Linked DNA regions of Homo sapiens: region 1 is linked to region 2. Evidence: read pairs that join two places in POLR2A ChIA-PET (ENCODE). Cell type or tissue: PC-3. All regions are shown on one strand. Links, peaks and the distances in the headings refer to the core of each region. The heading gives the core; the rest is flanking DNA.

Evidence for each region. ChIA-PET counts read pairs that join two places held together with the same protein. Peaks named below come from ENCODE experiments on the same cell type or tissue, not always from the same donor. Only the 100,000 strongest peaks of a DNase experiment are listed, where the experiment ranks them.
Region 1: POLR2A ChIA-PET joins it to region 2 with 6 read pairs; 6 of 35 experiments call an interaction of 5 or more read pairs at or near these places.

What each region holds. Positions count from the first base shown.
Region 1 is chr13:95,162,920-95,167,387 of GRCh38, reverse strand. It overlaps ABCC4 (ATP binding cassette subfamily C member 4 (PEL blood group)), which reads left to right. Exons shown (of 31, transcript NM_005845.5): 15 at 1,021-1,230; 16 at 2,870-3,010; 17 at 3,741-3,778; 18 at 4,172-4,266. Among named protein-coding and RNA genes, the nearest start is that of SNORD13G, 45 kb to the left of the region's middle. In PC-3, for the core only: no CTCF peak of the experiment used is centred there; no DNase peak of the experiment used is centred there.
Region 2 is chr13:95,018,131-95,023,299 of GRCh38, reverse strand. It overlaps ABCC4 (ATP binding cassette subfamily C member 4 (PEL blood group)), which reads left to right. Exons shown (of 31, transcript NM_005845.5): 31 at 1,618-3,465. The coding sequence ends at 1,725. It also overlaps the pseudogene RNU6-62P. Among named protein-coding and RNA genes, the nearest start is that of LINC00557, 61 kb to the right of the region's middle. In PC-3, for the core only: no CTCF peak of the experiment used is centred there; a DNase peak (open chromatin) is centred at 2,789; H3K4me3 peaks cover 829 bases; H3K27ac peaks cover 3,457 bases.

The sequences.
Region 1 (4,468 bases), core at 1-4,000, 140 kb before region 2:
GCTGCTGTTTGAGGAAATCAGTTGGGTCTCATTTCATGGGGTACACAAATAGTAAAGATATTTGTACATTATTTTCTATGACTTTGTAAGGAGAGAAAACTGTGCAAGGTTGTGTCCCATGGAATGTCGAATTTTCAGTTAGGAACTCCCTGAGTCTTTGGGGCAATTATTTATTTATTTATTTATTTATTTATTTATTTATTTATTTATGAGATGGAGTTTCGCTCTTGTCATCCAGGCTGGAGTGCAGTGGCTTGATCTCTGCTCACTGCAACCTCCGCCTTCTGGGTTCAAGTGATTCTCCTGCCTCAGCCTCCCGAGTAGCTAGGATTACAGATGCCCGGCTAATTTTTTTGTATTTTTAGTAGAGGTGGGGTTTCATCATGTTGGCCAGGCTAGTCTCGAACTCCTGACCTCAGGTGATCCACCTGCCTTGGTCTTCCAAAGTGCTGGGATTTCAGGTGTGAGCCACTGCACCTGGCCTGTGGGGCAATTTTAGAGTAAAGACCGTGAAGGTGCAGTTCATGGGGTCTATGTCCAAGTCTGGTTCCCACACGCCTTTTTCCAGCAGGGCCCATGGCCAGTGGAGGCTTGTGGAGTGCTTCCTACCTGTGCAGATATGCCTGTTCCTACCTCCCTATCAGTGTTAGGTTTCTTTCCTGGAATATCCTCCTCAATTTACTCATTCCTTCAATTCTTATTGCATAAGGTTTATCACAGTTTTCATGTTCTGTAATAAGACTACCAATACGGTCACCAACATCTGTGTGATAATAATCGCCATTTGTAACACACTATTACCATTTTAAAAATATTCTTCAGGACCTAACACAGAGTCTGGCTGAGAACAGAACACTCAGTTGTGTATCAAGTTGAATTGTATTAGATTTGTCAACTAGGATTCCGGACCTAAGTATAATCATAACTTAAGATCAGTTACTTTTTCTGGATTAGAATTAGATTAGGTTAACATTATCACCTGCACATGTATCTCTCTGAAATTCTTTATTTTTATTTTAGGGTAAAATGGTGCAGAAGGGGACTTACACTGAGTTCCTAAAATCTGGTATAGATTTTGGCTCCCTTTTAAAGAAGGATAATGAGGAAAGTGAACAACCTCCAGTTCCAGGAACTCCCACACTAAGGAATCGTACCTTCTCAGAGTCTTCGGTTTGGTCTCAACAATCTTCTAGACCCTCCTTGAAAGATGGTGCTCTGGAGAGCCAAGATGTGAGTTCACCTCCTGTTACAACATGGCCTGGTTTTGTTCACTGTTAATGGCCTTATGGATCTTTGGTCTACTCTGTTCAAAGCTTCATCTTTTGTCCCAAAGTGGATTCTGTGGTTTCAGGGCTCTATTCCATGATATTGGTAGATTAAAACGGAACCAAGGCAAACCACCCTGGTTGGAGTTATCCTTTGTATGTAGGCTGGGGAATGTCAAGGAGGTGAGTAGCGGGTGTGTATGCTGGTGCAAGTCCTAAGCTGTGTGTGACTCACACTAATACTACAATTCTTGAATTTACTGTAGTGAAATCCTACTTAGTCTGGTGGCCCCCGACTTCTCTTTGCATCTGGAGGCATAATTTGAAGACCCCCTTAGAGAAAGTCCTGCTGTGGGCCACATGAAATTAGCCACTTTTCCTGTATGTTGGAATGTTCTGATGCTGCAGGTGGCTGATGGAGGTATTTTGCCCTGTTGTCAGATGGTTTATGTTAGTTAGGCCAGAAGTAGCATGTGCAAAGACCCAACAGTTCCTGACACACAGCAGCCCAACTTCCTTCTTTACCTTTCAAGAATAGGAGCTGCATCTTACTCACCTTGGTGTTCCCAGTGGCCAGCATAGAGCTGCTCAATACATCTTCAGAGTATGTGAATCTCATGCCTTCTAAGTCCTCCGGGCAGAAATGTACCAGAGCTCACTTAAAAGCATAGATATTCCTTGCCACACAAACCCTGACTATCCAAATCCAGGAGACTGAAGGATTCTTGCAGATATTCAGATTAGGCCCTCACATGCCAAATTATCAGGAGTCAATTTCTGAAACTCAGGAACCAAATAGATTAGGATCATATGCTATCCCTTCCTTTCCAAACTCTGGTTACTGAGACTCACTGCTTGACCCCAGTTACTGTGTTGAGCTCATGTTTTGACCCCCTGCTCTTTTATGTTTCCATCTTGAGTGATGCAGTTGAGAGTTCCATATCTTTTTGTATATGATTTTGGAACAAGTTTCTGTATTGACACTTGAATTTGGGTGTGCTAGGTAAGTGCTGAACATCCTGATGGCATCCTTCCAGCAAGCCACGCCACAATGTCCAAATGATATTTCCTTATCTCTAGTAGAACCTTGAAAGTGGGATGGCTGGGTCCAAGGATTAGTGCATATAGCTGGGTGTGGTGGCTCATGCCTGCAATCCCAGCGCTTTGGAAGTCCGAGGTGAGAGGATCACCTGAGGTCAGGAGTTCCAGATCAGCCTGGCCAACATGGTGAAAACCTGTCTTCACTAAAAAATACAAAAAATTAGCCAGGCGTGGTAGCAGGCATCTGTAATCCCTGCTACTCAGGAGGCTGAGGCAGGATAATTGCTTGAACCTAGGAGGCAGAGGTTGCAGTGAGCCAAGATCGCGCCACTACACTCCAGCCTGGGAAACATGAGCAAAATTCTGAGTCAAAAAAAAATTAAATAAATAAAAAATAAGTGGATGTATAGTTTGGCTAGCTATTTCCACACCCTTCTCCACAGGAGATGGATCATTTTGGACTTCTGCCTGTTTCCCCACAGCTTTGTCAACAGAGTGCATTGTCATCTTTGGGAACAGTTTTGTATACTGTTTTGTCTCTTACCACCTTTTTTCCTCTGCAGACAGAGAATGTCCCAGTTACACTATCAGAGGAGAACCGTTCTGAAGGAAAAGTTGGTTTTCAGGCCTATAAGAATTACTTCAGAGCTGGTGCTCACTGGATTGTCTTCATTTTCCTTATTCTCCTAAACACTGCAGCTCAGGTAAATAATGACATTTGTTTTGCGCCCTCAAAATGATATTTACAGTACCTATGTTTATGCTATTATGACTGCATCTTGCAGTTCACTTGGGGTCTGAATTGAAATGTGCTGTCTTTGGGGAACAAAGTGAGGGCTGCCTACTGGTGTTCCATGTCCGTTACAAAGACCTGCGAAAAAAGGGTATCTTTCAATGATTTTAAAATGGAATATGCATTTTCTTGAACCCTTGATATCTGGGAGTTTGGGCTTGGCACAGACCTGAGCTGGAAGAACTATGCGAGTTCTCTGAGCCTTTTATTCTTTCTTTCTTTCTTTCTTTCTTTTTTTTTTTTTTTTTGAGATGGAGTTTTGCTCTGTTGCCCAGGTTGGAGTGCAGTGGCGCGATCTTGGCTCACTTCAACCTCTGCCTCTGGGGTTTAAGCAATTCTCCTGTCTCAGCCTCCGGAGTAGCTGGGACTACAGGCACATGTGCCACCATGCCCAGCTAGGCTAATTTTTGTATTTTTAGTAGAGATAGGGTTTCACTATGTTGGCCAGGCTGGTCTCGAACTCCTGGCCTTAAGTTGATCCGCCTGCCTCAGCCTCCCAAAGTGCTGGGGTTTACAAGCATGAGCCACCACGCCCGGCTTTGAGGGCTTTCTTTCGGTTGTCCATGTTAGCGATTGAGAGTTTTGAGTTGGTAAGTCATGCCCAAGTTTGATTTTTGTCTTTGTTGTTTCTCCCCTCCTAGGTTGCCTATGTGCTTCAAGATTGGTGGCTTTCATACTGGTAAGTTATTTCTGGTCTGATGTATGAAATACTCCAAAATCAGTAAGAAGACTCGCTTTTCCATAGAGTTAGAGGGAGGTGTTTGTTGATCCTTCTCTTCTAATCCTCACTTCGTTTACCCGAAGAAAAATTAGAGTGCTTGCTGGTGGAGTGTAAACTGCGGTGGTCTCCACCCATGTCTGATCCGCGGCATCATGTTCACAGACAGTTTCGGGAACTGAAAGTTGTGATTTAAATTGAATTTTTATAAGGTAGATATACACAAGACTAAGTGAGCTGAGAATCATTTTCCAGCATGAAGCGTTTCTCCCAAATTGTGGTTCATTTTTAAAAAAATGTATTTATCTAAATTTCATATATAGCTTAATATTTTTTTCTCCCCATGTTCCATAGGGCAAACAAACAAAGTATGCTAAATGTCACTGTAAATGGAGGAGGAAATGTAACCGAGAAGCTAGATCTTAACTGGTACTTAGGAATTTATTCAGGTAAAGTTTAATCATTTGGTGTATTGTATGAGAGGCTGAGGTGCTTACAATGAGCCTGTGTGAGTAACTAGGGCTTCCAGGAGTCATTCAGTAATGTCTTAACAGATCAGGAGTCTCAGTCGAATTTACTCTGTGAATTAATTAGAATAATTATTTTAAAAATCTACTAGAAGAGAGGTTGACTGAAGACTCTTAATTTGCT
Region 2 (5,169 bases), core at 617-4,616:
GACTAAGTATTTCAGACCATGAAGCTAAGACCATTTGGGTTTAAAGTTGCTAATAACAACACTTTCTTTATATATATTTAAAAAAATACATCAAGAGGGTTACACAGAAGGAAGCAGCCTATTTGGGGAAGGCTATCAAGCAGTAGAAAGTGATGTGAATGTCTATTTGTTCTTTTGGCTGTTTTTAGTTTCACTACAGAATAGCCTTTTTGGAGTACATAAATCTATAACCACACAAAATATGGCTAGCTTAAAAAAGTGGGAGAGGGAGATGATATGAAATTATCCCCTGAAAAGTCTTACTTTTGAACACTTGCATTATAATGGAAATAGCCTCAGATTTCTTCTGGTGGCATTCCAGCATTATTGGACAATTTATTTTCTCCTTAAGTGACATTTTAGTACATTGTGTGTTATATGTAATGATATTTCTGGAGTAACAAGTGTGCAAGAAGTGAGAGAAAAAGAAAGTACACTTAATATGTAGGCAGGTGTCTCAGCACTTTCTTTTTTGTACGTGAATCCCATTATCTCCAGTGATAACTTTGTTGACAGCACCCACCAATATATTCAGAGCAAGGTTTTATAAAATAGATCCAGAATCGTATGACTAAGAGACCCAGGTGACACGTGTCAGCCTCAGATAGTTGCTACATTTTCTGTTTTAAAGATTCAAACAAAACTTTTCACATTCTTCTTTGGGGAAAAAAAATTACATTTGAAGTCCTTTTTCACCCAAACACGTTTTGAGATAAGAGCTCACAAGTCTTGACATTATTTCATTTTGTTATGCGCATCTGTCAAGGAACCAAGATACGATACAGCTACTAAAAACTGATGATTGTGGAACAGAGAAACTTGACAGCATTTCATTTCCTTTATGTTCTGATTATACGTTTATCAGAAAACCTGTATCTCTTCTAGTTCAGCTAGAAATTGGTAGAATTCAGGAACTCAAAGGCTTGGCAAAGAACTGTCCTATTATTTGGTATCATCTTACATTTTAGAGAAGTTGCTTGGTTGAGTCATTGTTAAAGCTTTTGCTTCTCTTTTCATTATTGTGGGCCACTATCCACAGACCACATTTCTATAGGCCCTATAACTGCTTTGCCGCACAAATTAAACGCCGGGATGTTTCATACGTATATGCCAGCATTTCAATGCTTGTCAATCAGAGTTTATAAAATATAGGGATTACAACTTGATATTAACATCCAAATCTATTGTGCTCATTTTACGTGTGAAAATGAGAAACCCTCATGCAGACGCTAGATTTCCCAGCCTCTTTGTCACCCTGTTTTTAATTTATCTCCAGGTTTTGAGTCAGTAAAATGATTCCGCTTATCAATTTAATACAGAGATAAAACATATCTATGAATCAGAGTGATCGGAACTAAAATGGATCTACAGGTTGTTTGGCATTCAGCCCAGCCCTGCTGAGGGTTTTAGTGGGGCTAATTTCTCTGTACAGTAGATTCATCCCTGTTCTTAAATTGTGCCTCAGTGAGGGATATGATTTGCTTCACATGAAGAAGTAGACACAGAAGTGCATTGTTTCAGGGAGGAGACTTTAAAATTTTGAAACATTCTTTTTATGCTTACCTTTTTTTTTTCTAGGTATACTTCAAAAGAAATTATCCACATATTGGTCACACTGACCACATGGTTACAAACACTTCCAATGGACAGCCCTCGACCTTAACTATTTTCGAGACAGCACTGTGAATCCAACCAAAATGTCAAGTCCGTTCCGAAGGCATTTTCCACTAGTTTTTGGACTATGTAAACCACATTGTACTTTTTTTTACTTTGGCAACAAATATTTATACATACAAGATGCTAGTTCATTTGAATATTTCTCCCAACTTATCCAAGGATCTCCAGCTCTAACAAAATGGTTTATTTTTATTTAAATGTCAATAGTTGTTTTTTAAAATCCAAATCAGAGGTGCAGGCCACCAGTTAAATGCCGTCTATCAGGTTTTGTGCCTTAAGAGACTACAGAGTCAAAGCTCATTTTTAAAGGAGTAGGACAAAGTTGTCACAGGTTTTTGTTGTTGTTTTTATTGCCCCCAAAATTACATGTTAATTTCCATTTATATCAGGGATTCTATTTACTTGAAGACTGTGAAGTTGCCATTTTGTCTCATTGTTTTCTTTGACATAACTAGGATCCATTATTTCCCCTGAAGGCTTCTTGTTAGAAAATAGTACAGTTACAACCAATAGGAACAACAAAAAGAAAAAGTTTGTGACATTGTAGTAGGGAGTGTGTACCCCTTACTCCCCATCAAAAAAAAAAATGGATACATGGTTAAAGGATAGAAGGGCAATATTTTATCATATGTTCTAAAAGAGAAGGAAGAGAAAATACTACTTTCTCAAAATGGAAGCCCTTAAAGGTGCTTTGATACTGAAGGACACAAATGTGACCGTCCATCCTCCTTTAGAGTTGCATGACTTGGACACGGTAACTGTTGCAGTTTTAGACTCAGCATTGTGACACTTCCCAAGAAGGCCAAACCTCTAACCGACATTCCTGAAATACGTGGCATTATTCTTTTTTGGATTTCTCATTTATGGAAGGCTAACCCTCTGTTGACTGTAAGCCTTTTGGTTTGGGCTGTATTGAAATCCTTTCTAAATTGCATGAATAGGCTCTGCTAACGTGATGAGACAAACTGAAAATTATTGCAAGCATTGACTATAATTATGCAGTACGTTCTCAGGATGCATCCAGGGGTTCATTTTCATGAGCCTGTCCAGGTTAGTTTACTCCTGACCACTAATAGCATTGTCATTTGGGCTTTCTGTTGAATGAATCAACAAACCACAATACTTCCTGGGACCTTTTGTACTTTATTTGAACTATGAGTCTTTAATTTTTCCTGATGATGGTGGCTGTAATATGTTGAGTTCAGTTTACTAAAGGTTTTACTATTATGGTTTGAAGTGGAGTCTCATGACCTCTCAGAATAAGGTGTCACCTCCCTGAAATTGCATATATGTATATAGACATGCACACGTGTGCATTTGTTTGTATACATATATTTGTCCTTCGTATAGCAAGTTTTTTGCTCATCAGCAGAGAGCAACAGATGTTTTATTGAGTGAAGCCTTAAAAAGCACACACCACACACAGCTAACTGCCAAAATACATTGACCGTAGTAGCTGTTCAACTCCTAGTACTTAGAAATACACGTATGGTTAATGTTCAGTCCAACAAACCACACACAGTAAATGTTTATTAATAGTCATGGTTCGTATTTTAGGTGACTGAAATTGCATCAGTGATCATAATGAGGTTTGTTAAAACGATAGCTATATTCAAAATGTCTATATGTTTATTTGGACTTTTGAGGTTAAAGACAGTCATATAAACGTCCTGTTTCTGTTTTAATGTTATCATAGAATTTTTTAATGAAACTAAATTCAATTGAAATAAATGATAGTTTTCATCTCCATTCAGAGATCTGTATTTCTGTGCTTCAAGGGATTCCTGACTCATGTTCTTGCTGATGAATGCCAGTGAGTTTTCCTGAGATCGAAAAATACAGTATCAAAGGATACCTTCTATCATCAACCGGTTCTCTTGGCAAATTAGGTGTACCAAGTATTCTAACGGGTAGATTTCAGTGGGTTTCAGACAGTTTGAAGCAGTTGCTATTTAAGCAAGTCCATTTGCACCATTCTAGGAAGAAAGAGTATTAGCTTATGCCTCAGGCTTGAGCAGTATTAAATGGTTGAGGTTTTTGCTTTTGGTTTTGGTTTTTAAGGTGACTTTGTCCAAAACTAACAAGAAACATCTACCGCTGTTACGCTGAAATCACTATTAAATAATGATTCTCAAAGTGTGGTCCCTGGACCAGCAGCATACCGCATCACCTGGGAACTCGTTAGAAATGCACCTTTTTGTGCCTCACCGCAGATCTACTGAATCAGAAACTCTGGTGGTGGGGGCCAGGAATGTGTGTTTTAACAAGCCATAGGGTGACTTTTTTTAAGGGGCCATGCTAATCTCTGTATCATTACAATTTTAGTATATGTGCTACTGAAGCGAGCGCCCTAAGTGTGATTCTGATGCAGGCTAAAGTCTGAGAACCAGTACCATAAACTTAAAGAACTCTTAAAACTCATTAAGAAAAACACAGAAAGCCCAATTAGAGAAATGGACAAGAGATTTGAATGGGTATTTCACAAAAGAGAATATCCAAATGGCCAATAACTGGAAAAGTGCTCACTCTTTATTAGTTACCAGGGAAATGCAAATTAAAAGCACCATGAGATACCACTAGACACCCACTAGAATGTGTAAAATGTAACAGACTGAGAATACCAACCCAGTGCCAATGAAGCAACAGGAATTCTCAGGTACTGCCATGTAAGTACATTGAAAAACCATCTTCGGAAAACAATTTGACAGCATTGACTCAAACTGCACACTCTGCGATCTGTCTGTAGCACTCCAAATGTGTACACATGTGCACCAAGAGATGTTGTCAAGGATGTTCCTAGAAACATAATTCCTAACAGCCCAAACGAGATAATCCAAATACTCATCAGCAGCAGAAGGAAAACAAATTATGAGGTATTAAAATACTTCTACAGCAATGAAAGCAATTGACTACATGAAGAACTCATGAGTTTCACAGACATGATATTTATTCCAAAGAAACCTGGCCCAAAAGATTATTTATGATCCCATTTATATAAAATTCAAAAATGTTACAGCTGAACAAAGGAGTGCAACACCAGAACAGTTCATAACTTTGGGGAGATGGAAGGTGTTGGTAATTAGGGGAAATACACATGAATCTTCTACGATACTTAAAATACTTTTTGTGGCTGGGCATGGTGGCTCATGCCTGTAATCCCAGCACTTTGGGAGGCCGAGGCGGGCAGATCATGAGGTCAGGAGATCGAGACCATCCTGGCTAACACGGCGAAACCCCGTCTCTACTAAAAATACAAAATATTAGCCGGGCATGGTGGCGGGCGCCTGTAGTCCCAGCTACTCGGGAGCCTGAGGCAGGAGAATGGCGTGAACCTGGGAGGCGGAGCTTGCAGTGAGCCGAGATCGAGCCACTACACTCCAACCTGGGCGACACAGCGAGACTCCATCTCAAAAAAAAAAAAAAAAAATTTTTGTTTGGCTGGGTGGTGATTAG